Regions from separate parts of the Homo sapiens genome. Here region 1 is linked to region 2. A link is a loop called in an ENCODE intact Hi-C map of the cell type or tissue named here. Cell type or tissue: IMR-90. All regions are shown on one strand.

What was found. A loop is a pair of places that touch in the nucleus more often than their neighbours do. Peaks named below come from ENCODE experiments on the same cell type or tissue, not always from the same donor. Only the 100,000 strongest peaks of a DNase experiment are listed, where the experiment ranks them.
Region 1: it touches region 2 in a loop (5-fold over the local background); 4 of 110 quality-filtered maps call a loop at or near these places.

Annotation. Positions count from the first base shown.
Region 1 is chr21:37,249,839-37,252,338 of GRCh38, reverse strand. All of the region lies in intron 1 of VPS26C (VPS26 endosomal protein sorting factor C), which reads left to right. Among named protein-coding and RNA genes, the nearest start is that of VPS26C, 16 kb to the left of the region's middle. In IMR-90, a CTCF peak has its summit at 1,208; a DNase peak (open chromatin) is centred at 1,158; H3K27ac peaks cover 167 bases.
Region 2 is chr21:37,581,361-37,583,860 of GRCh38, reverse strand. All of the region lies in intron 1 of KCNJ6-AS1 (KCNJ6 antisense RNA 1), which reads right to left. Among named protein-coding and RNA genes, the nearest start is that of KCNJ6-AS1, 64 kb to the right of the region's middle. In IMR-90, a CTCF peak has its summit at 1,095 (motif pointing right); a DNase peak (open chromatin) is centred at 1,120.

The DNA.
Region 1 (2,500 bases), 330 kb after region 2:
TAGTGGAGATGGGGATACCTAACACATTGAAATCTCTTTAATGTTTCTGATTTCCGCTTTCTAATCAAAATGGGTCTCTCAGTGCTACTAAGAAAGGGTAGAGTGTTTCAACAAGCAATTAATTGTCTCACTCATGTTTTCCCACCCAGCTCAGTAACTTACCTTGGTGTTTTGTTTTCATGTTAGTTCACTACTTAGTGCATTTGGTCCTCATTGGTAAATAAAAAGGCATCTCACTATAGGTGTACCGGATCTTTAGACCAAATGGGATGGCAGAATCTCAGGTGGTTTAGGAGGGAAGGCCTTGTTCAGATATATGCACACGACTGTGGGGAACGAAGATGGGCTGTCATGGTGCATCCCACTGCCAGGACCATTGGAAAGGAAAAGCATTGCAGAGAGAATGGCTGAGGCGTTGAGAGGCTTTTACTTTTCTAGCAGTTGTGTTCAAGTCCAAAATAAGAACTAACCCAAAGAAATGTGACTTTTTAACACACAATCTTCAGATCTTTTCCTGAGGAGAGACTATTAGGCCTATAGGTTATCAAAATTTAAGAGGCTTAGAACTTTGTACATTGAGGTCTAAAGGCTACCCACTCTGGGATTTTGTTTTATTTAAAAATGGATTCATTATAATAGGTAATCAATTCACAGGGTTCAACATTCATGAATTTCAAGATCGATACCCCCTGCCTCACCCACCCTATTCATCAAGGGCTTCTCCTGTGGGGCAACCACAGCTATCAATTTCTTGTGATTCCTTCCAAAGATACTGTATGCATCTACAAGTAAATATGTACAAATGTGCTTTTTCTTCCTCTTTTTCACAAATGGTGCAATATACAGCTTAAATTTTAAAAAAAAGTAGAATGTATGGGAGTGAGGGGGCGTAGACTGGACATGCTGATTCATATGCAATAAGGAGTCAGTTCTTAAGATAAATGAAGGAAACTAGCCCTGCATCCCCATATGTACTAGTGTAAATGATCTCCACATTGTTGAAAGAAAACTCACAATTTTCCTATTGTTGGAATTTAGTTTGTCGACCATCTTTTGTTATTTACAAACAGTGTTGCAGTGAATAACTATGTTCATAAGTCATCTCACATCTGCAAATGTATCTGCTGGGCCCATGTGTTTGTAAAATGTTTTTGGTCTTGCCAAATAGCCGGCACGAGGTTGCAACATTTCAGGTTATCCCCAGCAATGCAGAGAAGGCTTATTGCCTCCCCTCTGGCAACACAATGTAATGACATTTTTTTATCTTTGTTTTAATTGCTATTTATCATATTTTTGTTGAAATTGAGCATATTTTTCTGTGTTTAGGAACAATCTGCATTCCCTTTTCTGTGAGCTCTTTGTTCAGATCATTTGCCCTTTTTTTTTTCATTTTTCTTCTGAGTTATCTTTTTCATCGATGTCTTTTTTTTTTTTTTTTTGAAATGGAGTCTCACTCTGTTGCCCAGGCTGGAGTGCAGTGGTGTGATCTCGGCTCACTGCAGTCTCCGCCTCCCGGGTTCAAGTAATTCTTCTGCCTCAGCCTCCCGAGTAGCTGGGATTACAGGCGTGCACCACCACACCCGACTAATTTTTATATTTTTGGTAGAGATGGGGTTTCAACATCTTGGCCAGGCTGGTCTTGAACTCCTCACCTCCTGATCCACCCACCTCGGCCTCCCAAAGTGCTGGGATTACAGGCGTGAGCACCGCGCCCAGCCTTTCATTGATTTCTTTTAGGCATTCTTAAAATATTAGGGAAATCAGCCCTTTGCTAATTTGTTATATTAAGTTGTAGGTATTTTACCTAGTTTATCATTTATATAGTGGTATTGTTCATAGTCATATTTGTGGCCATATTTATTCAGAGTTTTGAGGCATTCATAGAAAGGCCTTTCCCACTTAGATGTGAAAAAAATTATTCTCTATGGTTTTGTCCAAAACTTTTATTATTTCAGTTTTTACATTTAAGTATTTGCTACATTTGTCATACACAAAAAGTTTCAGTATGGTCCAACTTGATTTTTTTTTTTTTTTAAGAGAGAGTCTTACTCTATCACCCAGGCAGGAGTGCAGTGGCGTGATCTCAGCTCACTGCAACCTCCACCTCTTGAGTTCAAGTGATTCTCCTGCCTCAGCCTCCCAAGTAGCTGGGACTATAGGCATGTATCATCATGCCTGGCTAATTTTTTGTATTTTTAGTAGAGAAGGTGTTTCACCATGTTGGCCAAGTTGGTCTTGAACTCCTGATCTCAGGTGATCCGCCTGCCTCAGCCTCCCAAAGTGCTGGGATTACAGGCGTGAGCCACCCTGCCCGGCCCAACTTAATTTTTTTTGGTTGAGTTCTCTGGCCAGTTTCCCAGTATCACTTATTGAATATTCCCTCTCTTCCCTAAGGATTTTAAATGCTACCTTTATCAAACATTAGCTTCCCATACTGTCTGGGTCTATTTCTAGACTTTTGTTCTGTTGATCTTTCAGCCTGAACATGTGTGCTGTATGA
Region 2 (2,500 bases):
GTGCACCTGTAGTCCCAGCTACTCAGGAGGCTGAGGAGGCAGGATTGCTTGAACCTGGGAGACAAAGTTTACAGTGAGCTGTGATCCCGCCACTGCACTCCAGCCTGAATGACAGAACGAGACCCTGTCTGAAAACTAAAAATAAAAGGCAAAAGATATCAACAGACCATTCAGAAGAGAAAAAAAATACAAGGCCAAGAAACATAAAAAGATGTTCAATATAGCTACTAAATAAGAAACTATGAATCAAAACAGTATGAAATGTCATTTCATAACCATCAAATGGAAAATATTAAGAAGACTAACAATCTCAACATAAGTGCAAATATAGAGCATGAGGTCTTCTTACCTCTGGAGATTTGAAGGGTAATTTGGTACAATACCTCTGGAAAGAAAACATTTGCTCTTTGATCCAGCAGTTCCACATGTAAAAAAATAATAGAGAAACTTTTGCAGAAGTTCCATAGGGAAAATGGCACAAGAAAGTTCATTGCATTATTCATAATAGAAAAAATACATACAGCATGTCATCAATAAAATAAATTTTGAAAACATGTAAAAAATGGATTCACACATGGGATGTTAGTGGAATTTTTGAATGCCATTAAAGGTACACACAAAATTGGAGCTGATGGTTACCACTGGGTGAAAGACAGGGAAGAGAAAGGGTCGTGGAAGGGTATTTTAGGAGATTTGACGGCATATGTATTGTTTTGCTTCTTAATAAAACAGAAAGCAAGTGTGACAAAATGTTAGCACTCAAGAGAGTTGGGTGGGGAATGTGTTGTGTGTTATAAACTTTTCTGTGTATTTGAAATATTTTATATTTTAGGGAAACCATTCAAAGGTATGCCTCTTAATCTCAGGACTTTCTCTCTCTCTCCAGGAGAGTGACTCTCACCAGCCCCACCCTCATTGCCAGAGGACGTTGCACGCTGCACCTGTCATGCCTCACGCTTGTGCTGTACGTGCCCAGGCCTCTGTAAATGGAGAGAATGGGGTGAGCTGACACAGTTCTTCAGGCTCTGCCCAGCAGAAGATATTATGAAAGGTCTTCTCATCTCTTCTTGAAATGGGCTACCTCCCACTGACCACTAGGTGGGACATCAGCTTGCCAGTTGCCCAATAAATGCAATGTCTATAGAATTCTTGAAACAGCCTCTGTTTCTGAGAGGGGCCCATGCTCAGAAGACTGTCCATGGACCGGCCTAGTGGTGCACTTCCTGAGTCTGGGAGCAGCACCTCTTTGAACTCCTGCTGAGGACACTGATTTGGGAGTGCAGTGCACATAAATGTAATTTACATTTATGCTTCTAATTTACATAAATGTAAACAGGGATTCAGTGAACTGGAATTTTCTTTGGTTCATAACTGGTTTTTTTCTGGCTAACTATGGGTTGGGAGAAGGAAGAGAAGAAATGGAAAATAGCATTTATTTGGGGTCTGTTATGGGCCAGGAAGCAAATTACAGCTTTATCTCATATAACGCTCATGTCTATCCGTTGAGAGGGCATCATTTCCCAGTTACAAATGAGGAAGCAGTGGCTCAAACATGTAAGATGCCTCGCCCAACGTCCAGTGAGCAAGCAGCAGACAAAAGGTTTGAACCATCTCTTTCCGCCAACAAAGTCTGGTTTCCACCGCGTGCCCTCTCCAGAAAACCTTTGGAGTAAAACTCAGAGAGACACAGAGAGAGAGAGCAAGAAAATATTTGGTATAATTTAAACACTTTCAGGTACAGCCATAATAGAAACAGATAAGAAAACAGATAAAAGACCAATCACTTCCTGGTCTTTGTCGTGCCTGTGCCAAAATAACAGAAAAAATAAAATAAAAATCACTCTACCTTATTCTTTCTTGTTCTTTCCACAAAATGTGTTTTTTGTTTTTGTTTTTTGTTTTTTTTTGAGACGGAGTCTCGGAGTCTCGCTCTGTCACCCAGGCTGGAGTGCAGTGGCACGATCTCAGCTCACTGCAAGCTCCACCTCCCGGGTTCACGCCATTCTCCTGCCTCAGCCTCCCTAGTAGCTGGGACTACAGGTGCCCGCCACCATGCCCAGCTAATTTTTGTATTTTTAGTAGAGACTGGGTTTCACCATGTTAGCCAGGATGGCCTTGATCTCTTGACCTTGTGATCTGCCCACCTCAGCCTCCCAATGTGCTGGGATTACAGGCATGAGCCACTGCACCCGGCCCAGACATTTATTTTCTCACAGTTCTGGAGGCTGGAAGTCCAAGATCAAGGTGTCTGTAGTGGGGGTTTCATTTCATTTCAGTCTGAAGCCCTTCTCCTTGGCTTGCAGATGGCGTCTTCTCCTGAGTCTACACAGGGTCTTCCTTTTGTGTCTGTTTGTGTCCTAACCTCCTCTCCTTACAAAGATGCCAGTCAGTTTAAATTAGAACCCATTCCTGTGACCTCATTTAACCTCAGTCACCTCCTTAAAAGTCCTATCTCCAAATCCAGTCACATTCTGAGGTACTGGGGGTTAGGACTTCAACA